6 separate regions of the Homo sapiens genome follow, and regions 1, 3, 4, 5 and 6 are each linked to region 2. A link is a contact called in ENCODE Hi-C or POLR2A ChIA-PET data. All regions are on one chromosome and are shown on one strand. Each heading gives the region's core, a stretch centred on a gene start or an enhancer-like site at or near the end of the contact. The rest is flanking DNA. Distances are from core to core; before and after follow the strand shown. Region 1 overlaps EVI5 (ecotropic viral integration site 5). Region 2 holds the start of ZNF644 (zinc finger protein 644). Region 3 holds the start of RPAP2 (RNA polymerase II associated protein 2). Region 4 holds the start of GFI1 (growth factor independent 1 transcriptional repressor). Region 5 holds the start of LRRC8D-DT (LRRC8D divergent transcript). Region 6 holds the start of DIPK1A (divergent protein kinase domain 1A).

The links. Hi-C counts contacts between places; a loop is a spot of excess contacts on that map. ChIA-PET counts read pairs that join two places held with the same protein, here RNA polymerase II (POLR2A). Pooled maps may share reads with other maps.
Region 1: a map with no recorded cell type shows a loop between it and region 2 (32-fold over the local background). The contact joins the enhancer-like site here to the promoter of ZNF644 in region 2. A Hi-C loop is called at or near these places in 2 of 37 single-sample maps with no recorded cell type and 7 of 50 pooled maps.
Region 3: a loop to region 2 is called in a map of CD8-positive, alpha-beta T cell, with 4 times the contacts of the local background. The contact joins the promoter of RPAP2 here to the promoter of ZNF644 in region 2. A Hi-C loop is called at or near these places in 2 of 168 maps with a recorded cell type or tissue (both CD8-positive, alpha-beta T cell), 2 of 37 single-sample maps with no recorded cell type and 13 of 50 pooled maps.
Region 4: a loop to region 2 is called in a map of CD8-positive, alpha-beta T cell, with 2.7 times the contacts of the local background. The contact joins the promoter of GFI1 here to the promoter of ZNF644 in region 2. A Hi-C loop is called at or near these places in 2 of 168 maps with a recorded cell type or tissue (CD8-positive, alpha-beta T cell and naive thymus-derived CD4-positive, alpha-beta T cell), 6 of 37 single-sample maps with no recorded cell type and 11 of 50 pooled maps.
Region 5: a pooled map shows a loop between it and region 2 (14-fold over the local background). The contact joins the promoter of LRRC8D-DT here to the promoter of ZNF644 in region 2. A Hi-C loop is called at or near these places in 2 of 37 single-sample maps with no recorded cell type and 11 of 50 pooled maps. POLR2A ChIA-PET finds 5 or more read pairs at or near these places in 1 of 52 experiments (T-cell).
Region 6: a map of CD4-positive, alpha-beta T cell shows a loop between it and region 2 (6-fold over the local background). The contact joins the promoter of DIPK1A here to the promoter of ZNF644 in region 2. A Hi-C loop is called at or near these places in 3 of 168 maps with a recorded cell type or tissue (CD4-positive, alpha-beta T cell, CD4-positive, alpha-beta memory T cell and naive thymus-derived CD4-positive, alpha-beta T cell), 3 of 37 single-sample maps with no recorded cell type and 14 of 50 pooled maps. POLR2A ChIA-PET finds 5 or more read pairs at or near these places in 1 of 52 experiments (activated CD4-positive, alpha-beta T cell).

What each region holds. Positions count from the first base shown.
Region 1 is chr1:92,536,740-92,540,502 of GRCh38, reverse strand. All of the region lies in intron 19 of EVI5 (ecotropic viral integration site 5), which reads left to right. Among named protein-coding and RNA genes, the nearest start is that of GFI1, 52 kb to the right of the region's middle. Within about 2 kb of position 2,347, at least 5 of the 41 ENCODE cell types and tissues checked have a DNase peak (open chromatin) inside an H3K27ac peak, as active enhancers do.
Region 2 is chr1:91,020,684-91,024,536 of GRCh38, reverse strand. It overlaps ZNF644 (zinc finger protein 644), which reads left to right and starts at 2,502. Exons shown (of 6, transcript NM_201269.3): 1 at 2,502-2,547. It also overlaps the pseudogene RPL5P6. RefSeq lists enhancers at 1,596-2,145, 2,146-2,695, 2,696-3,245 and silencers at 2,283-2,512, 2,843-2,912.
Region 3 is chr1:92,297,488-92,301,082 of GRCh38, reverse strand. RPAP2 (RNA polymerase II associated protein 2) reads right to left here and starts at 2,024. Exons shown (of 13, transcript NM_024813.3): 1 at 1,937-2,024; 2 at 844-889. The coding sequence starts at 2,009. It overlaps GLMN (glomulin, FKBP associated protein), which reads left to right and starts at 2,096. Exons shown (of 19, transcript NM_053274.3): 1 at 2,096-2,158; 2 at 3,054-3,122; 3 at 3,554-3,595. The coding sequence starts at 3,084. RefSeq lists enhancers at 1,611-1,840, 2,061-2,530, 2,102-2,998 and a silencer at 2,262-2,599.
Region 4 is chr1:92,484,536-92,488,207 of GRCh38, reverse strand. It overlaps GFI1 (growth factor independent 1 transcriptional repressor), which reads left to right and starts at 1,283. Exons shown (of 7, transcript NM_005263.5): 1 at 1,283-1,482. RefSeq lists enhancers at 1,077-1,126, 2,027-2,176, 2,099-2,699, 3,300-3,672 and silencers at 1,247-1,456, 1,547-1,656, 2,277-2,326, 2,527-2,706.
Region 5 is chr1:89,820,069-89,823,776 of GRCh38, reverse strand. It overlaps LRRC8D-DT (LRRC8D divergent transcript), which reads left to right and starts at 1,983. Exons shown (of 1, transcript NR_185885.1): 1 at 1,983-3,603. It overlaps LRRC8D (leucine rich repeat containing 8 VRAC subunit D), which reads right to left and starts at 2,745. Exons shown (of 3, transcript NM_001134479.2): 1 at 2,486-2,745. RefSeq lists silencers at 1,776-1,995, 1,867-2,076, 2,167-2,266, 2,367-2,716, 3,157-3,216.
Region 6 is chr1:92,958,875-92,962,849 of GRCh38, reverse strand. DIPK1A (divergent protein kinase domain 1A) reads left to right here and starts at 1,388. Exons shown (of 5, transcript NM_001006605.5): 1 at 1,388-1,474. The coding sequence starts at 1,421. RefSeq lists silencers at 1,028-1,107, 1,268-1,827.

The DNA.
Region 1 (3,763 bases), core at 1,098-3,597, 1.5 Mb before region 2:
ATCTGAATAGACTGTTTTCCAAAAATGATATACCAGATGGCCAGTGGACATGAGAAAATATGCCCAACATCAGTGATCAAGGGAATGCAAACCAAAATGACAGTGAGATTCCACTTCACACTTACTAGGATGGCTATAATAAAACAGATAATAAAAATGTTGCAAGGATGTAGAAAAATTGGAACCCTCATACACAGCTGATAGAAAGGTAAAATGGTACAGCCACTTTGAAAACAGTATATAGCAGGTCCTCAAATGGTAAACATAGAGTTGCTATATGACCTAGCAGTTCCACTCCTGGGTATATACCCAAGTAACATGAAAACATGTCTACACTAAGACATCTGCATAAATGTTCATAGCAGCATTATTAATAATATTTAGAGAGTAGAAACAACTCAGATGTCAATCATCTGATGACTGGATAAATAAAATGTGGTATATCCATATGATCAATTATGAGGCAATAAAAGGAATCAAGTGCTGACACATGCCACAACATGGATGATAAATTTTTCAAAAATCAGTCACAGAAGGCCACATATTGTATGATTTCATTTATATGTCCAGAATAGATAAATTTATAGAGAAAGAAAGTAGATTAGTGGTTCCTTGGGGTTGGAGGGGAAGAGAGGGGTTTTAAGGGATGACAGCTAAGAGGTGTGTGGTTTATTTATGGCATGATAAAAATATTCTAGGATTGGTTGTGGTGATGGTTGCACAACTCTATGCATATACTAAAAGCCATCAAATTGTACACTCTAAATGGGTAAATTGTATGGAAGGCAAGTTATATCTCAAGGTCATTTTAAAAATTCATAGTCTTTCTCTTCTGGACAGTTTCCTAACCTGGGGCCCATGGATGGGGTCTATTAAAGTATTTACAAATATTTTATGTATAAACATAGGCGGATCTTTGGGAGAATGGGTTCAAGATTTTTTTTTTTTTTTTTTTTTTTTGAGATGGAGTCTAGCTCTGTCGCCCAGGCTGCAGCACAGTGGCATGATCTCGTCTCACTACTAGTTCCGCCTCCCGGGTTCCCGCCATCCTCCAGCCTCACCCTCCCAAGTAGCTGGGACTACAGGCGCCCGCCACTACACCCGGCTAATTTTTTATATTTTTAGTAGAGACGGGGTTTCACCAGTGTTAGCCAGGATGGTCTCCATCTCCTGACCTCGTGATCCGCCCGCCTCGGCCTCCCAAAGTGTTGGGATTATAGGCGTGAGCCACTGCGCCCGGCCGGGTTCAAGATTTTTTCAGATTTCTTGAGTGATTTGACACCTAAAAAAAAGTTTTCCTCCATCCCTCAATTATCTTGTGGGAGATATTGGGGGAATTAAGTAAATTAATGCTGGAAAAGCACTTAAAACAGAGCCTGGGACATAGTAAGGGCTAAATAAGTGCTCTTATTGTTCCAGCTATACCACAAAATACTTATGTAGTCACAGTGTGATATTATAAAGGATTAGATAAAATCTAATGACACTACTCCACTGCCTCAGTGACTCACCCATAACCTTCGTGATAAGTTCTAATTCTTTAACATGGCATAAGATTCTTCATAGTTTAGCCCCAGCTTTCTTTCAAGTTTCATCTCTCACCTCTCATTTTGAGACCTATATCCAGCCACACCAAACCACTTGCAGTTTCCTAACACATAATACATTCTCTGGCCTTAGGCTTTTCCCCATGCCACCTGTGCCTGATTTCTCCTCCCTCCACCTCTGCTCATCCTTACAGACCCAACTCGAACATCATCATCTTCCTCCTTCCCTAAGAATTCTCCCTTCTAGCCAGTGTATTGCTTCTCCTGTGGGTTTACTTAACAGTGTGCCACCTTGGAATCAGCTGTTTAGTTTTTTTGTCTTGCCCTTCAGATTTTTAACTGAGGGCAGGAGCCTTGTCATTTGTCTTTGCCTTTCCAGCATCACAACACTTGTCACCTAAACACTAGGTGCATATTTGGTTAATTGATTGATGGACTGAAAAAACACATGATATAGCTTTAGAGAACAAGAATTTCCTCTGAACAGAATCCAATCCAAATAGAAAAGAAGTACTTCATTTTCATGAGGGTGTTTTGCTAAAGGTTTGAATTTTTAAATGCTTCATTTTGCTGAAGGTTAAATCAAAGGAAATCTACATGGTACTTTGATGTAGCTTTAAAAGTTCAGAGTGAAACAAGTGTGAAGTGATTTATTTCCTGTAATTGGTCATAAATTTACATAGAACCTCACATATTCGTAGCCTCATCAGCGTTGACCTTAGAGTACCTTCTAAATAATGTTAATGGTTTCAATTTTATCAAGATGTGTCAGCTGCCAGGAAGAAGACATTCAGTGGCAGTTTCATTTTGTTTGCCCACAATACTGAATACATCTAAGTATGCACTGTAGAAAGACTAAGAATTCTCTGTAAATGACTCCCCCTCTCTTCTTCTCAGGTAAAAAGTGTGCAGTTGTAAGTTTCTTCTATTCCAAACTTTCCTTTCCTTTCTACCTTTTTTACTTATTAATGTGGGTGCATGTTTTTTCCTTCTAAAAACGTCAGCTTTAACTATTGCATTATATACAGTTTTACATGAAATCTACAATTTTTTCATTCTAAATTTTATATTTTTTATGATTTACTTAGCTTAAAACCAAAAACATTTTCAGCATTATGTACCTAGTATTATTTCAATAAAATTCTTGAATTTTTTTTAGTTTTTTTTTTTTAAGTACTGTAGATTAGAATTTTGGCTCTTGTCTGTGTAATAAAGTAATGAAGAAATCATGACCTCCAGTCGATCACTTTTACTGATTTCCTGTTCTGATTCTCTGGAAATCATTTTGTTTGTGTGGTTATTACTAGTCTAACCTTTGTCATGTTTACAATTCAGTGTTTAAAGAAGCTGATAATTGAGAATAAATTTTGCATATCATCTCCCATTACATTTATTTTAGATTTTGAAAACAGAAAACTATTAAAGGTATTCTATAAGGAATCCAACAAAATTACTGACCAAACTCTGAGGATGGAAAAAAAAGTAAAGCCTCTAGAACTTAGAAATACAAACTATGTGATTATTAGATCTTTCCATGAAAAGTAAAATACATTGTTATTTAAAATTGTATATATTACATATCACTTACAGAAATGCTACATTTAGCTCAAAAAGCTATAGCTCTTTGTTTTATAAAGATTAATTATACAAACTCAAATGTACGAATAGGAGCTTTTATAATCTGATATGACTCAGTCTTGGAAACTTACTGCAACTGTTTTGCAGTTCACTTGGTGTCACATGATTCACTTCAATGGTTTAAACCCTGTCTAGTAGTGATCAAAGTTCATTTGGTTAGGGGTTTTTTTTGGTGTGTGGATGACTTTTTTCCACTTTGTTGTGGATTGATTGTCTTTCAAAATACCCAATGCAGCCCTTCCTCTTATTCTTTTGAATCTCAGAAAGTGGTAGTTGTCTGCACAGTGCAACCTCCAGTCACACACAGGGGAAATTTTTTTTAAGTTGAAATAATATGCATGAAAGCACTTTTAACTGTAAAGCATTATATAATTATAAGATTGTATTATTAATTCCATTACCCCAATGTTAAAATTGAAGGATAACTTGTTACGTCTCTTTAAAACCAAGTGTAAAAAAAAATCAACTGTAATTTTTTAAGTTACCAGTGTCCTATGATGTGCTAAAAGAAAGCAGACACACAGCACATTGTCTCCTCTAGCCACACAGACACTTGCCCAGGTGATCATATTTTCTCG
Region 2 (3,853 bases), core at 1,253-3,752:
GTAATCTGCAACATTGTGGCCCATGATGTGCTTCCTGTGTACTTCTGCATTAAATTTCTTGCTTTCAGAATCATAACCAGGGAATCATTTAGTACTGTGAGGGACAGACAAGCCCCCATGCACAGCTCCCTTCAGAGTGCCAAAAACTTTACTGCCAGTAGTAGTTCTGGCAAGGCCTGCATCCTAATTGCAGGTAAAGGCACCTGGCTGACCATCAATGCTTACCACATTGTAGTCATCGCCAGTTGCCTCCACTTGGCCTTCATAGATCTTGTCCATGTCAAACCTATTGAGAAGCCTGCGGTCCAGCAGCAGGCCAGTACAATACGCTGCAGCATAATTTGTCAGGTCAACCTTCACACCATATTTTGGCAGTTCGTGTACATATGCTGTGCAGACTATCATATCCCCCTCTGTACGGGCATAAGCAATCTGACAAATGATACTCTGTTTGTTCCACGAACTATCATCCTGTATTTGGGTATGTTGTATTCATTTTTATCCTGTATCACCAAGTGTTTCTGAGCATAGTAATCAGTTTTACCCTCTCGTCGTCTTCTAAATTTCACTTGATATCTCTTAAAGTAGGCCTTATTCTTAATAACTTTTACAAACCCCATCCTGCAGAACAGAGACCCACGTCTGCGGCTAGACAGAGAACTCACGTGTATTTTTTTTTCTTTTCGCATTACCTTATTCAAGCTTTCTGTCATTATATTTTCTGCCATTCATAGAAGCTTTTGAGATCCATTTTGTACAGCGTTTCATCAACTATTACTACTTCTACTATTATAATTACTATGATTACTTTTACTGCTATTATGACTTCCACAGTATTACAATTCAGTTGCTGAGTTCTAGTGTAAAAAACAGCTTCATTAGTGAGACAAGTTCCTGATCATGGCTGAGTTCTGAATGATTCTATTTGCTTGTGTGATTTGTCTGCACATTAGTCAGTGGTATACATTAATGACAGTTATTTTCTTAGTAACTGCTTTTACAGTGATATAATGTAAGAATTTCCATAGTACATAATATTTTGTAGTAAGTCCAATAGTAAACTGAGAATGTCCAATTTTAATGGATTCTGCAAACGAAATGATCCAAAGAGCACCCCTCCCCCATTGACTGCAAATATATACGTATTTATATTTTATTGTTTACACATTTGTGTAAATGAAGACAGGAGATTTGCATTTTAAAGAGCCCAAAGAACTGTATGACTTCGAGAAAATCACCTTACTCCTCTTTGTCTCATTGGGTTACAATGAAATCGAGCAAGTTAGAACAATGCCTGGTACACAGTAAGCACTCAAAAGTGTTAGCTATTAAGTAATGAAGCAATTAATGTGTTTAGTCAAATATTTGTTGTTTGGAATCTACGTTTGCTGTTGCTGAAGGCATCATTCCATAGGAAAGAGAATGTTTCTCATTCTTGTCAAATAAATGCAGTTATGGTATATTCTTCCGAATGTCAATAACATCTTGAGGGTTTGGAGGGCCACAGTAATGACAGCTGTACAACTAAGGAAAACTTTTTTATTTTTAAATTTTTAAATGAGTAAACAGAGGTTCAGAGAAGCCAAATAATTAAGGCGGGACCAGTAGATTTCTCAAGAACTCTTGGTTAATCTTAAACATGTTAGCAGTTTCTCGTTGGCTCAGTCGAAAAACAAAAGAATAGCCCACTCAGTGTTTCTCTGCCCCAGGATCCTGTGGTGAAGTCTTGTTAAAAATGAAAATTTCCAGAACCCTCTAGGGACTGATTCTCTGAAGGGTTAACCAGCATCTCACATGCTTCTTATATAACTTTAATTCGTAGAACCACGACACTTTCAGTAATGCAGGGAGAGAGTATCCTCAGAGAGTCAAACTGGAGCAAACCTCGGCCACCTTTCAGGGCAGGCTGTCCGGGTAACTGAGATGTCACACTTGATGCTTTGCCTGGCCATCAAGCAACTCCCAACAATCTGCCCCCTTAAGATCCTAAAACCTTCCCTCTGCCATTACTCCACAGTTGTGATTGGCAAATATTGCTGTTTTCCTCAACAAGAGGAAAATAACAGAGATTTTTGCACGCTCGTGATCGTGGAACTCAAACCTGGGCCTGTTCCACCTTAAAGGGCCTAGGCATGCCTAGTGCTTGGGTCTTGCAGAGTTTGGGCACCACCATATTTGGAGCGTGCCTACTTTGGGGCGGGAACCTCCTTGGGAGTGATTAGGTCAGCGCTGGGGGAGGTGACCTTGTTTGGTTTCTGGCACCCGAGAACAGTGGTGCACTGTTTCCGCTGCCCTCGTTTGTCTAATTGGCCCAGACGCTCCACCAGCGCGAAGCTTCCCGGGAGCTCCTCGCTGGCCACCCCCGCGGCCCGCAGCCCGGCAGAGGCGGGAAAGCAGCGCGCCTGCGCCGTGGGAACCGGGGCTGGAGGCGAAAAGCGGGGAGCGGAGGGGGGCCGCTGGAGCCGAGTAGCGTACAGAGCGGCGTGTGACGCGGGGACGCCGCGTGCTCCCAACGTCGCCCCGGTTTGACGCACACGGCACCAAACTGTGAGTTTCAGGGGTTATTTGGTCAGATTCGCTGGGACCCGAGTGGGTTTCGGGCCTCTGGGCTGTGGCAGCGGCGGGACTGAGGGTGGCGGAAGAACTTGGGGGACCCGGCCTCCGGCTCTCGGGCCCGGGGAGCTACGCCCTAGGCTGGGTCCCAGCCATCCAAAAGGACGCATTTTGCCGCACAGGCTAAGATGGCGGCGGCGGCCGAGGAGGCGGAGTTGGTGCTACACAAGGAGCCCGGGCCCCGGGTTCGGGGAGGCGGCGGCCGCGGCGGTCGCTGGGGGCCACGGAGCCTGAGGTGAGCGGCGGCCGCCGCCGCGGGGCGGGACTCGGCGGGGGGATGGGGGGGGGGCTTTCCGCTGCGGCGTCGGAGGATCCGGTAGCGGACACAAAGGGGCTGAGCTGGGCACTAGACTTGGGGGTTTTGTTTAGTCACATGAAGCCGAGCAGCCAGTGAGCAGTAGGGGGAAGGGGCCGAGATCAGGCGGCTTGGGGAGCCTGGCGGTCGCCATTGCAATGCACTGAGTAACGGGGCGGGCCGAGAGCAGTCACCAACCCCTCTCGTTGAGGCTGCTCGGTTGTGGCCAGAAACGCTGGCTCTGGCATTAACTGTCTACACCCCTCCCCTTACTTGGGACAGGACCGCATAGCCCTCCCCTCCCCCCGTCCTGCAAGATCTTATGCGGCTAGGTGCCTGGGAAGTAACAGCAAGAGGTAAATCGCTCGAAGTGTTTGGGTTGCCAGGGGCTTGGTGGGTGTCCAGCTAAAGCTTTTTGCCTCTCCAGGTCTGATTCTCTGGCCTTTGTGTCCCTGGGAAGTTACTCTGCCAGAGGAAAGCAGGTGTGCTCCACTTCTCCCGTGAACCTGAAGATGAGTTGTCCCAGACTCTTCTCAGTGATTGGAAACTTAGGTGGTGGAGCTAAAGGTTACTTGTTACGAGACTTCTACAGACAACTCTTGTTGGGATCCATCTATGGTTTAGCAACATTAGTGGAAAAGTTTTCTTGAATATTGACTTTGAATATAAAAACGTTTATATTTAGACTTCAGATTTTGTGTGATCATCAAACTCAACGAGGGGATAAACATAATTGGGGGCGAATGATGGTCTTGTCTTGTTAATAATTTCAACAGAAGTATCACAACACCGCCGACTATCCTGTCCAGTCCTAATTCCACGCTTGTTGCATCTGGATGGTAGATTTGTTTTAATTGTGTATTCCCTCCCTGCAGTAGTTTGCTTTAGTTGTAAACATTTTTTGGTCCCATGAGAAGGAAAACATTTCAAAAAATAGACAACTAA
Region 3 (3,595 bases), core at 775-3,274, 1.3 Mb before region 2:
TTAGCACGCAGGTCTCAGCATAAGGCTTTCGCTGAAAACTCACAGCCAACCTCCCTGCCACCCACCTCCAACTAAATTAGACTTCGTTATTCCTTCTCGTAACATCACAGTCTTTTCCTTCATAGTGCTTATCACAATTTGTAATTATGTATTTGTTTATGTTAATTAACTAATTAATTTATTATTATTTATTCCTCTGTTCCACTAGGCAAGAACTGTGTCTATTCTGTTCACCATATCTTCAGAGCCTAACACAGGTCCGACATATCTTATACTCAATAAATAATTTTTGAAAGAATGAGTAAATTAAGACCAAAGCCAATATAAGATTAGTGAGTCTTCACAAAATAAAAATCATAGCTACATATGCTTTTAATCCCCTTCACATTCTACTCCTCTTCTAGAAACTCTGTGTGATATGTGGTAATATCTTGCCTTTTTAGAACCAGAACTAGTACAAGACAGCTTTTTAATGAAAATCTGGACTTGATGTAACAAAGAACAGAAAAGGTTTCTTGGAGTGACAGCGAAACTTGGAGAGTGAGTCTCTGGCATATAAAGCAATAAAAGGAGAGTGTACCTGAAGCGGTGAAAAACAAACACCTTCTACAGACACTCATTCCTTCACTAGCAGTCTGAGTGCTTAGTTTGGTTTTCTTAAAGCCTGGAGTAGAGGAATGTAACAGTCTATGTGAGAATTTATAGGCCTTCCCAGATCTTTCCCTTCCCTCTCATGATAATTTTCTCTAAAAAAAAAAAGGTAACCATTATTGTTTTAAAATTGGTACAAGTAATACAAGATAAGTAGATATGCCAATGTAGTTGTCCATGTAGCTGTCATACCTTTTAGAAGCATCTTCTTGTTTCAAAGTACTTGTCTGTTTAGTACCTACAATAAAAATACAGTCATGTGCTACATAATGACATTTCCGTAAACGACGGACAGCATACAGACAGCGGTCTCATAAGATTAAAATACTGTATTTTTACTGTACCTTTTCTATGTTTAGATATACAGTTGCCTACAGTACTTAGTACAGTAACATGCTGTGCAGGTTTGTAGCCTGGGAGCAATAGGCTGTACCATATAGCCTAGTGTGTAAGTAGGCTGTACCATCTAGGTTTGTGTAAGTGCACTCGATGATGGTCACACAAGGATGAAATCGACTAACAACTTATTTCTCAAAATGCATCCCCGCAGTTAAGCTACACATGGTGGCAGTAGGTCAGGTCTACACAAACACATTAGGTACAAGATAGATTCCTACACAAATAACAAACTGTAGACCACCTTTTCTTCTTTTCCACATATTTTATGTCCAATCGTGTGTAAATCAAAATGAAATAGGAAGGGAGAGCAATTTGTTTTTGCAAATTGATTACTGTCTAATTTTTCTTGGTTAAAATGTATCTCTTTGGGGATTGAATTTTCTTCTGTATCATAGTTGCTTAATTAACCACTCCTGAAAATCTGAGATCTGGGTACTTTTAGGGGAAACCTCTCTCCGTCTGCCAAACGTCCTCTCTGGGGGAAGAGGGGAGTCCGGCACCTTAAAGAACTGGGCACCCAAGCAATCTGGAAAGGAGGACCGGTCCTAGGTTCAAGGCCAGCTGCCAACGCTGCCCTAGTCACTTGCCCCGAAACCCGGGGACCCCAGGCCTGGGTTCCCGGGGCCTCCACTGTCCTTTGTCTCAGAGGCTGGGGCCACAGTCCGCGTGAGGGAAATCTTGGAACACTGGCGTAAAGGGGTGAGGGGCGGCCAGGAAATCTTTCCCAGGAGGTGCGGACGGCGGTGGGAAGCTTTCGGCCTACTCTACCTGGGAGAACCCCTCCCCTGAAGCAGCCTTTCAGGAGCGCCCGCGCGCTGCGGTCTATAACTCGAGATCGGGGCCCAGCTTTCAGGGTCCAAAAGTGGGAAGAGATCCTTGCTCCTACCTGCGGCTTTTCGAGAGCAGCGGGGAGCCCCGGCCTTGCGGCCGGCAGAAGACGGCCCAGCGAAGTCCGCCATGGGGGAGAGTAGTCTGCCGGACGGGGACACGCTCCGGCGTCTCGCCCCGAGGCCCCGCCTCCCTACGCGTAGCGCGGGGCGGGGCCAGAAGAGCGGGCTAAGACGCCGGAGGAGGTGGCGGCGGCTGGGAGAGGCGAGGGTTCTGGCCGGTAAGTGGAGTTGTGGAGAGGTTCAGGGTGGCCAGGGCTCGCGGTTGGCCGTGAGCCGCGGCGGACTTGGTGCTGCGGGCCGACTAGGCCACGCGAGGTGGTGGAGCCTGCCCACCTAGGCGAGCAGGAATCGGAAGACATGGCTTCCTCTGATGCAGCCCGCACGCGCGCTGGGGTGTTCACTCGCCTTCCAGCGCGCTGCCCTGAGGACCGGGCTGACTCGCGCCCCTACTGAGGGCTTGGGGCCGAGCCTTGCCGCCAGGAGAAGCGATGGTCTCCTCCTGAAGGCCGCCGTTGTCTTGTCTCCGTGTGATACAGTGATTTCACTAGCTGGATTGATCACTTTGGGGACTGCAACTCCTAGAGAGAAATGGAATGGAGGGCATCTGAATCTTCACCCCCTATAGATAAGCTTGTGTTGCACCCCAATTTTTGTGAGGTGAGACATTAAAAATGAAAAATCCCCTGATGATTAGAATTTTGATTTCAGGTCCACCTTTTGGAAATTTTTTTTCAGAAAAGAAGTGCTTTGCTTTTTAAAAGCCCTTTAGTTCGTATATGCCTCGCCTCTTGGGAGTGCTCGAGAGGTTTTTTTTGTTTTTTTTTCCTTCAAAGTAGCTTTCAAAACTATGCTCCTAGAAAACTTAAAACATGCAATAAGGGCTTCTAAAAAAACACTTTATTTTCTTAGGCAAACATACTAAGATTCAGTAATAACATTTCAACTTTAAAACTTTACATTTTCTCCTAGCATGCTATTGGACCAAAAAACACAACAACAAAAACTTTCCATTTTCTTTATTGTATTTACTAATAATTTATCACACTGAAACATAACTTTTGAATACTTAAGTGTAATATCACGGATAGTTAACAGTGTGTTTTGTATTTGTAGATTTTAGCATCGAAACTAGGAGAAATAAGAATGGCTGTAGAGGAACTTCAGTCTATAATAAAGAGATGTGTAAGTATTAATTTTTGTAAAATTAAATACCTTTCAAAATATGGGAAGGGCACAGATTGTTTTTAATTATATTTGTGGTCACTCAAATTGTTTATCTTCTTTAATCCTTGCTTTTTTTGACCTGTAAAGAGCATGAGTGGGGGAGGCAGATTGGATTATTTCTCCAGGTGACATACTTATCTAAATAACCTTTTACATTTTAATCCTGATCCTTTTCATAGATTTCACTGGTACAGTAGATTTCAAGGTCACTTATTAAAGTATTTATTAGGGTAATCCTAATTTTGATACGTGTGTTATTTACGTTACATTTATCTAGAATTTAAACAGATTTCCTTTTTTCATAGATAAATCAAGAAGTTATTGTATTTAATTTTTATTTGCATATACTTTTTTTTGTTTGTTTTTTGGGTTTTTTTTTTTTTTGCCAGCAAATCCTAGAAGAGCAAGACTTTAAAGAAGAGGATTTTGGC
Region 4 (3,672 bases), core at 34-2,533, 1.5 Mb before region 2:
GCTTATCTGCCCCCTTCATGGGCTCCCTCAAGTTTTCTGAGACTTCAAACAGCAACACTCAACTAAACTATAAAATAGTCACAGCACCTTTTCGAGAAATTTTGACTTTGAACTTGCTAATATGCAAAGGAAATAGTCCAACCATTTCTCTAGAACTTGGTTGATAAGAAATTTTATTTTGTCCCATTTATAATTTTATTCTAAAAATTTGTTTTTTTCTGCTATCGAGTAGGAGAGAAGGGAATAAGGGAAAGATTTGTTTTTGCACTACTGTGAGATTTTTATACCTTAGGCCAGGACAAAGCACACAAGAAATAAAATATTAACAAAATGTCCTTAATTTTCCTTTCTGACCAAAATTGCTTGCCTCTGCATTTATATATAAAGAAGGGATGTGTTGAGCAAATGAAGGAGGACAGCTAGGCAGACAAGATTTGCCCAGCGCCTGGCATACAATAGGGGCACAGGTCATTGCTTAACAAAACGTATAATTTATTAATACATGCTCGAAGCACTGCTATACTAACCAAATATTCCCTGCAAAATTTTAAATTTACAGTGCAAAATAAGAATAATTTAAAAACTGTTTCTAGAAAAAGAGCTTTAAGGGCTTCCCCCCCCATAACAATTTAAGATTAACCTAGAACATGGTAGTTATTTTGCAAGAACTGGGGAGCACCACTCTCTTCTCCTTGTGCATGTCTGACATTGGAGGCCTATTGTGCACGAAGTTGTGATCAAAATCCAAGTCAATTCATTTTGAAAAGTAACATGACTACAACATCCATCCACTCCAATGAGCAAAGGGTGTAGGCTTTGAGTATACACAGCAGGCCACACACTATGGGTCATGGCATACAGTCTAGCGTTGGAGGTTGCTGCATTTGTTCATGTATCTATGAGTTAGGTTTTAAGTTTTTTCCCCCTGTTCTATTAATATAATTAATTAGTTAATTAACCCCACTCATTCATTTACTCAGTCCACAGCCTTTTGTTAAGAGCCCGCCTAGGACATAAAGATGAAGATCCAGTGCCTACCCTCATGAAACATAGAATCCGAGCGAAGAAGGCTTACTTTGCAATAGTCATCCAAGTGGTGCTTTTATGGCGCTTTACTGCTCCCGCCAACACCCAGTGCCTGGGTATGACCTCAGGCGGTGGCAGAGCCCGCGTGCGAGGTCCCGCTCTCCCTGGCTTGCCCCGGCAGGGCGGAGTCAGCCTAGCAGCCGCCGGCGCTGCCCCCGCGCGGCCTTTAATTTTGCAGCTCCGACCACCGGAAATTAGTCGAAGGCTGAGCGGACCCGGTCGAGAGCCGGCGAGCTCCGCGCAGGGAGGGTGCGCCCACCGGTCCCGCCGGGCGCCCGCGGGACGCGCCGCCAGGGCCCTCTCCGCCGGGGGCTCGGCGCTCGCCCACCTCTTCCAAATTTAACCATTACCTAAATCCGAAGGGAAATGAGCAAACCTCTCGGATTGGGTGTCAAGGTATTTTCAGCCTCGTTGGGCGTATTTATCCCCAAGTGTTTCCACAACAAGCTATTTCGGGGCCTGCGGGGCAGGTTTCGCTCTGCGGACGCCGTGGCCACTCGCCGGGCTCCAGGCCGGCGGCACCGCGGGCCGGTGATTCACGGTCCCGACCCGGGGGTGGTGCAGCCCTAGGAGGCGGCGGGGTCGGGGGTGGGGGGGGCGGGTGACCGAGGCCTGAGGGGCGGGGAGGGTCCTCGGAGCGGGGCGCCCCCCACCCCTCTCTCGCCAGTCAATCTGTGTCCTCAATCTGTGGCTTCTCTCGCTGCGGAAGTCTCCCTGGAGCCAAGAATAGTTCATTTTCTTTCAAGTCATTTCTAGTGCCTAAGTGTCCGGACCTCCAATTTCCCCCATCCCCTGCCGACCCACAGGGAGAGAACTGGGAGGACTACTAAGGGGCGCGCGGGACGGGCTGGAAAGGCCAGGCCCCCCACCGCCTGGCCACTTGCGCAAAGGAGCGCGCCCGGCCGCCCGACGGGGGTTGGGAGCAGGTCTGGGAGGGCTATGCGAGCGACTCAGTAACGCTCAGGAAGTGAAGCTTGTGGTTTTGGGGGCTGAGCTCGGAAGGAGAATTTTTTTTTTTTTTAAGTCAGAGAGATAGAGCGGTCTCTCCCGAAAGCAAGATTCCGTTTGAAAACTCTCCTAGCGCGGTGCCCGCGCCGTGACTCCGCAGGTAGGTCCGCCGAGCCTGTTCTGCGCCTCCTGCCCTGGTGGGGGCGGCCGCGGGGACTCGCAGAGCACTGGCACTGCGGGGGCGATCAGAGGGCGCGGGCGGTTTCCCACCTGCTGCGGACCGCCGTGCGGGAGCCCAGAGAGCTCCGGCAGCTGGGTTAGGGCGCGACCCGCGCAGTGTGACTGGAAATCTGGAGCTGGGGGCGCGCAGCAGGCGGTCTGGTGGTTCGGCAGGGGAGCCAAATCCACCAGGGAAGGAAACATCTGGTGGGGAGGCGGCGGCAGCTGCGCTCGGGAGGACGCCCCCTTAGCGCCCTCGGCTCCCTCCTTCCTGGGCCCGGACGGTGAGGAGAGGCCTGAGCGCGCGGAGGGGCCGCCCCACCTCCCGCGCCAGCTGCAGCGCGGGGTTGCCTTCCCACGCGCTCGGCCCAGGCCCCGGGGCCCCTATCTCCTCCAAACTCTGTCGCTCCCCACAGGAACCAGCAAAGCGGGCCGGGGTGCGAGAGAGGCGTGGGCTTACAGCCCGGGTGGGGAGGCGGCCTCCGCGTCCGCCTGGTCTCTGGTGGCGCCAGCCCAGACCCAGCTCCGGCGCTGACAGTTACCCCGCCCCCATCTGTCCCGCTCCCAGCCAACGTGGGTCCAAGCTGCAGCGGGACCCTCGGGACAACGCCACTCCGTTTTTCTTTTCTTCCGAGTTTCGTGGCTGTTTAAAGAATTGGGTTTGGGGTTTGTGGCGTCTAATTGTACGGACGAGAAGTGCAGGAAGCGACAAAGCTCTAGCCCTAGGAGCCACCCCGGAGGGAGGCGGATGGCACTCTCACCCCTAGGGGCATTCTGGCGCTTGGGTAGCGGGAAACTTCGCGGGAGCCCCGCGACACGTCCCAGGCGTCTTTTCTCCCAGGTCTATTCCCATTCCTCCGGAGAAGGGGACACAATGGGGCTGGGGATCTGGAGCAGGGGGCCTGCACCCTACAGGGACCAAGGCCTGTAGGACTCGTTTGAGCTGAGAGCGCCAACGGACAGACGTAGACTGTGTGGCCTGCATCTTGCCTAGGAAGCCGAGGGGCTCCTAGTCCGGCAGTGGAAACAGCGCGAAGCCGGAGGACTGCAGGTCCTGCCCCGGCCCAGAGTTCCCAGCACCCTCGTTTCTGAACCAGCCGAGGCCACGGAGAACTGCTGTACTGCAGCTCACGTGTGAACCCGGTCACCATCGCCTTCACCCCGGGAGGAAGGCAGATTCGTTTACTCCAGACCACCTCGACTGTGGGGTACCGCCCCCGGAGCCGGCTGGAGCCTAGCGGCAGGCGCAGCCACGCCCTCCCGCTGCGCTCAGATTTCGACCTGGTATTAGGTGAACTGATTGGGGGTTAATGAGAGCGACGCCCCGGGCAGCTAGTTCCCTCCCGGGCCCGGGCCCGACCCCCGCTCTCTGCTAATGCAGCCTGCGCGCTCTGGCGTCCTGTCTTTTTTGTCTGCTAA
Region 5 (3,708 bases), core at 734-3,233, 1.2 Mb after region 2:
ATCCTCATGTGTGCCTGTCTTATCTGCTCTCTGTGATTACTACGAGAATCCTCTCCTGCCTTGTTAAGATCCCACAGCACCCACTCCAGTTCTCTGCTTCCTGCTGGCACTCAACAAATATTAACTGGTGTTTCTTAGAATGTCAAACACCAGCTCCAATTAAAAATAACTGAAATCTCTTACAAGCTACCACTTCAACAACATAATAATCATGATTACAAAGTTTTGACAAACTTTTGACTTTAATAGCTATTTTGTCTACAGTACTGAGAACAGAATCGAGTCTAATTTCCAAACTATAGCTACCAAAACAATTTAACTATTTGGACATGACAAACACATCAGAATTTTCTAAAATTAATTTTTAAAAATGCTGCATAATATAAAAATTAAGGGAAAAGGGGCCTAGTTTTTTTCTTTTTTCTTTCCATTAAACTTTAGCGATTTTGAGAAAAAAAGGGCCAAGTTTTGACCATGTTTTTTAAATGCTGGAAAACACAGCAGGGAGAAAATGATATGAATATGGCTCAATACTTTAAGTGTTGCATCATATGCTACTCCACATGGTAATGGAAGGCTGGGTCATCTAAGGACAGTTTCCTCTCCAACCTTCTAATCTGTTAGGTTTTAATCAACACGCACACATACACTCTCAATAAAAACGAGACAAATCTAACATAGTGTTCAAATATATAAATAAACTGTGCCAATTCAAGATTTTGGAATTTTTCCCTGGCTCCATAGATTACCTAATCATTTTATGGGGGGCTCCATAAGTAACCTACAGAGACCAAACACCCCAAATCAACTTTTCGTGACCCCTGTTTTAACCACCTAATTTTCATCTCAGATTCCTCCCCATCTTGCACTTGGATTTTAACAGGGATTTAGTTAGTTGGTGTCAAGACAGATGAAGCAAGAACCCCAACTCTCGCCTAGCTGACAGTAGGTGTTTGGTCACTATTTTTGGACTGCAAAAATAAATGCTGCCTGAGGACCCCATTTACAGGATATGGTGCAGGGTTCTTCCCACAGGTCTGTAAGAAGCAGAGGTCCCAGATGCTATGGCGAGGAAGGTCTGATCACTCTCATTCTTGGCACTGGGAGGGGCCCCTTATTTGTTTATAAGGTAGACAGCCCTCATCATTACTGCAAACGGGGATTCCCTGCCTGTCCAGACTCTTCCAAAGTCCGGTACAAACCACGTAATAGGTGCTCAATAAACGCTGCCTGTACGGAATTTTACTATCAAAGCTGCCAAGGAAAGTTTCCAGAAATCAGCTCTTCCAAAATATGTCCTCAGAGTTTTCTTTGTCCAACAAAAAAATATTTTTGAAGATCCAAGAGCAGGAAATCTGCGAGGCAACGAGGAGCCAAATATAAGCCAAGCGGCTCCAGCTGGGCCCCACATTCCGCTAGGACTCCCCAGTACCTATTCCCCATCTCTCCGCCTACATCCTGAGTGCGCCCTCCCTCTCATCTCGGCTGTTTCCTTCCCACAACCCTACCTCCATACTTTCGGCCACACACACCCCAAGTGCGTGCTCCTGGAACCTCACAGCCCACCTCTCCCTCTCCAGCAAGGACCTACCTCTCTTCCCCTCGACCTGCAGCAGTTCTTCTTCACTGCAGCTGGCTTTTTAAGAAATCAAAAAATCTCATTTATCTGCAAGGGATACCCCCTAGTAAAGGGTGACGGAAAGGAGAAGGCCCCTATCAACCCTCCAGTAACTGGAGGTGCTGGTCCTCCCGGCAACCACCCCCAATTCTCCTCCTTTTCAAGCCCCTGGACAGGATTTGAGCAGAAGTCCCGCTCCCAAGAGCCCACGCCTCCAAACAAGCTAGAAGCGGATTATACCGGTACCCAACCCGGAGACGGCCCGCGGACGGCTGGGTGCACCTGCGGGCCCCCAGCTCCCTCCCACAGGCGCGGGGGGCGGGGCGCGGGCCTTCACCTCCCCGCCCCCGCCCGCCGGGCTCCCAGCGCAGCCCACCCTGCACAGGAAGGAAGCGGAGGGGAGGCGATTCTGGAGAAGTTAAAGGGCTCACCTTTGGACGCCGGGCCAGCAAGGCCAGACACCAAACACCCACCTCCGGGAGGAACCAGCAGAGCCGAAACCGGCTCTCCCCGCCTTTCCGATAGGGCGGAGGGAGGTGAGAGAAGGGAGCGCGCGCGAGGGGTTCAGGAGCCAGGAAGCCGCACTCCCCTCCCGCAGGGCCGGCCGCCCGGGGCCGAAGCGGCCGACGCTCAGACTGCAGAAAGCGGAACAATCTCCCAGGCCCTGGCGGCAGCAAACGGGAGCCCACTCCGCTCGCCGCCACCTCCTCCCGACCCCCGGACGTCCCCGAATGAGTTCCCGGCCGCAACCGCAGCTCGGGCCGCGGCGCCTGCGCCAGGGTTGCGCGCTCCGGCTCGGCGCGGCTCCACCTGCGCGTCGCCTTCCCTCGCAGCCCCCGGCCCCTGCCGGGAGAGGTGCGCACCAACCTTGGGGTGCAGCTCGGCCGCCAAGCCACGGCTTATGCTGAGGCCGGAGGTGGCGGCATCACCCGCGGCGGGCGGCGGCTGCACCGGGACGCGCCGGGGCGGCGAAGGCGCGCTGCACCCTGGACCCTGCTCCCGCGGCCCCGCCCGCGGCTGCCACCTCGAAGCGCGGCGGAGGAGCCGGGGCACCACGGGCGGCGGCAGCGGCAGCGGCAGCAGCGGCGACGGGAGCAGCAGCACATGACTCTGTAACGAGGGGAATTAGACAAAGCGTAACATGGACTCCGGGCCCGTGCAGGCGCTGCAGCTCTGGGACCAACCGCAGCCGGCGAGTGCCGCGACTGGCCCGGCCGCAGCCAATGGGGCGGGCCCGGGCCTCCATGTGATTGCGAGCGCTTTCTCCGGTGGCCCTGCAGCGCCTGACCGGACGGGGTCTGTGTGGCGAGGGAGGGGACCCGGGGTTGGAGACTGGCGGCGAGCGACTGCTAGATGCGGAGCAGGTGCTTGGGAGGGGAAGAACGGCAGCCTACATAACCATCGCCGTAATGCTCTCGCAAGCGTCCACCTGGGCAGGGCTCGGTGCCGGGCAGGCGCAGCTGCCAGTTAGCTGCGAGGCATGGTCAGGAGCCTTCACCCGTCCTGGGCGAAGGAGGCTGTCCCGTCGACTAAAACTCTGATATTAAGACTTGGCGCTGGGGGTGGGGAGTTGAATTACGTTAAAAAGTCACTTAAGTGCCTTCCAACTCTAAGGAGAAGTACTTATCTGAGCTTTGGGGCACACACAACTACTACTTGGCATGGAGAGTTTCTCAGCTTCATGTGTTCCGTCTGTTATTGAAGCTGTATTGGAAAGTCGGTTCTTGTTTTTATCTGAGCCCGCCGTTTTCATCCCATTCTTTTCGTCAAAAATATGTTACATCTGAAAGAGGCAGATGAAAAGATTATTCTATGCTAAGAGGGTTTTGCAGCCCGATAATGTCACCGTTTTTTGTTGTTGTTGTTGTAGGATCGGGGTTCATTTGCAGTCTTTTTTGTGGGTGAGCAGAGGCAGGGGCCAATAAATAAATTAAGGCGGGATATTTGGAGTTATTTGGTTGTAATAAAATATGTGGTTCAACCCAGTGCTTTCATATCTTCTTTTATCTGAATCCATGTGTTTCTGTAAACCATCGGAAGTCTAATCTGTCTTCTACCAATATCTCTCCATGTCAGCAAATGTTCAATCA
Region 6 (3,975 bases), core at 139-2,638, 1.9 Mb before region 2:
CCAGGAGTTTGAGTCCAGCCTAGGCAACATGGTAAGACCCCTCTCAAAAACAGAAAGAACAACCACCACAACAAAAATCACCTAGGTTTAAAACCTGTGTCTGTGTGTGGGTTGAGGGAAGGGGCAGACATGAAGGTATCTCTTCAGAACAAGGCACCTGAACAAGGCTTATGCAAAAACCAAGTGAGAATGAGTAATGGTTTGCTTCTGGGGAAACCCCTTCTCAGAGCAACAGGCCGGAATGAGCTCTAACGGGCCACCTAAACTTTGTTAGCATCACGCTTAAACGTGGTAGGTGGGGTAAAAAGCAGCCAAAAAAAAAAAAAAAAAAAAAAAAGCTGCTTCTTCCATTACAAGTCACTTGGATCAACAGCTGTTCTCCCACTAGGGTGGCTCTTTTTTCCCTTATTTGGAACTCATTGTCAAAAGAAAGACACCACACCCTGTGTTATGTAGCCTTAACCAAGCAGCAGGCCACGTCCCAGGCTCCCTGCCTTCAGGACTGTATTTAATTCGGTGTTTTTGTTTTTGTTTTCTTTTGAAATCAGTGTTCCTGGACGGGGCCAGGAAAACTCTGAAGCTGTCTTAAAAACAATATAAACCAAAAAAGTCGGAATTTTTTAAAAGTACATTTTTAAAAAAAGTTGTAGGCCGTTAGAGGCGAACTGGAGCGTGGTAAGGGGGGCACCGAGTTCAGCAGTGGGGCGCCCTGTCCGCGTTCGAAGCTGAGCCCAGTCCTGGGGGGATGCCCCGGTCTGCGTCTCCAGCTGCGGCAGACACCCCCTTCCCCCGACCGCCACCAAGGGCGAGGGAGGACGAGCCAGTCCCCAGGGAAGGAGCCCCAAGCTTCCCTTGAATTTCCAAACAACCCGTCCAGACACGTCCTGACTCCAGGAGAAGAGTCCATGGGGAGCGTCGGTGCTGCCGGGGCGGGTGGCGGGACGCGCAGCTGGGCGCAGCGCGGGGAGCCGGAAGCCGGAGCAGACTGCGAGGCCAGCGCGGTCCGGGGGTCGCCGCATCAGCCAGCGAGAAGCACGCCCCAATCCGCGCCGAGCGTGCGACACCCCCGCTGCCGCGGCGCCCCCTCCCGCCTCCGCGCGCCTCCCCTTTAAGCTCCAGGCGCAGTCGATTTGTGTCGGCGGAGGCGAGGTGCGACTCCCCTTTATGGCGGAGTCGGCAGCAGCCTCTCTGACAGCCGCGGCGGCCGGCGGGCGAACAGGGCAGGAGGCTGGGCCTCTGGCCTCTCGCCGCCTTCACTGCAGCCGGGCCGAGGGGAGCGCGGCGCGCGCCGCGGCGGGGGCGGGGGAGTGGGCGGGCCCGGCCGGGCAGGGGGCGGGGAGGCGGGGGGAGGCGGGGAGCCCGGCCGCCAGCGCTCGGGTCCGCCTCTGACTGCAGCGCGGCGGGGCGATGTGTGATTACCATGGCGAGGAGTCTCTGTCCGGGGGCCTGGCTAAGGAAACCCTATTACCTCCAGGTAGGCCGGCGGCCGCCCAGCCACCAGCTGCGGGAGCACCCGGCCGTGTGCCCTGCCGCGCCGCGCAGGACTCGCCCGCTCCCCTCCTCCCTCCCTGGGTCTGTGCCCGCCCGAACCCCGCTGCCCCCTGCCGTCCGGCACCTGGCGGCGCGCCCTCCCCAGCCCCCTCAGCGGCTCTGCCGACGCCCCCCACCGCGGCCCTCGCGGCTCCCGCGCCGCGGCCAGCCGGGCTCCAGGGCCCGAGTCGTCCCGCCCGGGTACGCCCTCGCATCCTGAGAGCCCCGAGACGTGACCTGGGTACGACCCCGCGCTCCGGGCATTGCCCGCAGCCCTGCGCCGCTCCAGGCGGAGCTCGACGGGCCGCCTTCTCCCTGGTGTTTTCGGGGCTTTCCCCCCTCCCCCGTGGGCCCCCGCAGGTCGGTTGCCCTTGACTCAGTGTCTTGGGTCTTAAGTCGGTGGTAGGAAAGGTGGTGTAGCATTCCTCCGTGTCTTAGAAAATTATGACAATTTGTCACACCAGTGTTTCCCCAGGCTCCAAAAAGCAGCGTGTGCCTCGTGCCGAGCCCCTTGGTTGGGTCGTTCCATCACACCCAAGATTTAAATGGGAGGTGGAGACCGATAAGCCTGAACCAGGCGGATGGGTGTTTGCTTTTTAAAGGAAAGGGGCTAGTGGCTGGTCTGTGGATCCCAAATACCCTAGTAATGCAAACGTAATTCTCAGTCATGTCGTGTGTACGGTTCGCGTGTTAATTTTTCATGATTTCCCGTTCCACCCTCTGTTCCGCTGCCAGTCTGTGCCTTGGAACCCTACTACTGCCTAAGTGTACTGTTTGGTCACCAGGGGGACCTAGTAGACACCGCGAGTAGCTGAGCGCAAATCCATCACTCCGATGGAAAAACAACTACAAATCAATGCCTTGCGTGGGTCAGCAGTGTTAGCCAACGCTGCATTCAGAGGACAGTATTCCTTTACCGCTTACATTAAAAGGCCAAGAGGTAGATGATTTGGGGTCAGCTGGTGCTTTTATAAATTATGAAAAAAGTTGAGAAGGTAACCATCATGAGGCAAGTAAATCTTACATTTTTGTTTGAAAATTGTATGTGTAAGTCATTACCCTGAAATGAGTGACGTATTGCAAATTGGAAGCATGATTTGACAACCCATGATATTAAGCGTGTACGAATAAAACTGAGTCTTTGTAGCAAGCACCACCAATAGTAATTGTGCACTTGAGTAACACTGTCACAACCCCTTCTAGAATTCAACCCAGGCCAGGTACCTCTGTGTAATCTTTTATGTGAGTTTAAAAAAAAGCTTACCGGCCAGGCGCGATGGCTCACACGTGTAATCCCGGCACTTGGGAGGCCGAGGCGGGCTGATTCCTTGAGCTCTGGAGTTTGAGACCAGCCTGGGCAACATTGTGAAACCCCGCCTCTACTAAAAATACAAAAAAAAAAAAAAAAAAAAAAAAGTTGGTTGGGTGCCTGTGGTCCCAGCTACTCCGGGAGGCTGAAGTGGGAGTATGGCTTGAGCCCCGGAGCGGAGATTGCAGTGAGCTGAGATCACGCCACTGCACTCCAGCCTGGGCAACAGAGTGAGACCTTGCCTCTTAAAAACAAAAACAAAAACAAAAAAACGGCCAGGCGCAGTGGCTCATGCACTTTGGGAGGCCGAGGCGGGCGGATCACGAGGTCAGGAGATCGAGACCATCCTGGCTAACACGGTGAAACCCCGTCTCTACTAAAAATACAAAATATTAGCCGGGCGTGGTGGCGGGCGCCTGTAGTCCCAGCTACTCGGGAGGCTGAGGCAGGAGAATGGCGTGAACTTGGGAGGCAGAGCTTGTGGTGAGCCGTGATCGTGCCACTGCATTCCAGCCTGGGCGACAGAGTGCGACTCCGTCTCAAAAAAAAAAAAAAAAAAAAAGTGTTTTACTGTGGAAATTTGTATACCTTCAGAAAACAGAAAACAATAATGAACTGTCATATGCCCATCAGCCACCCTCATCAGTATTTTATTTCATTTCACCTCCCCCACTCCCTCTTCCAACCAAACTTATTTATTTATTTATTCATTTATTTATTTATTTAGAGACGGGTCTCCTTCTGTTGCCCAGGCTGGAGTGCAGTGGTGCCATCTGGGCTCACTGCAGCCTGGACTTTCCAGGCTCAGGTAATCCTTTCACCTCAGCCTCCTGAGAAGCTGGGACTACAGGCGCACACCACCATGCCCAGCTAATTTTTTTAATTTTTGTAGACACGGAGTTTCGCCGTGTTGCCCAGGCTAGTCTCAAACTCCTGGGCTCAAGCAGTCCTCCTGCCTTGACCTCCCAAAGTGATGGGATTACAGGCATGAGCCATCAAGCCTGGCTGAACCAAAGTATTTTAAAGTAAACCTCAGGCATCACATCATTTCATCTCAGTACCTCAATATACATTTCTAATAGATAAAGATATTTTCAGACATAATCATAATACCATTATCATGCCTAACAAAGTTA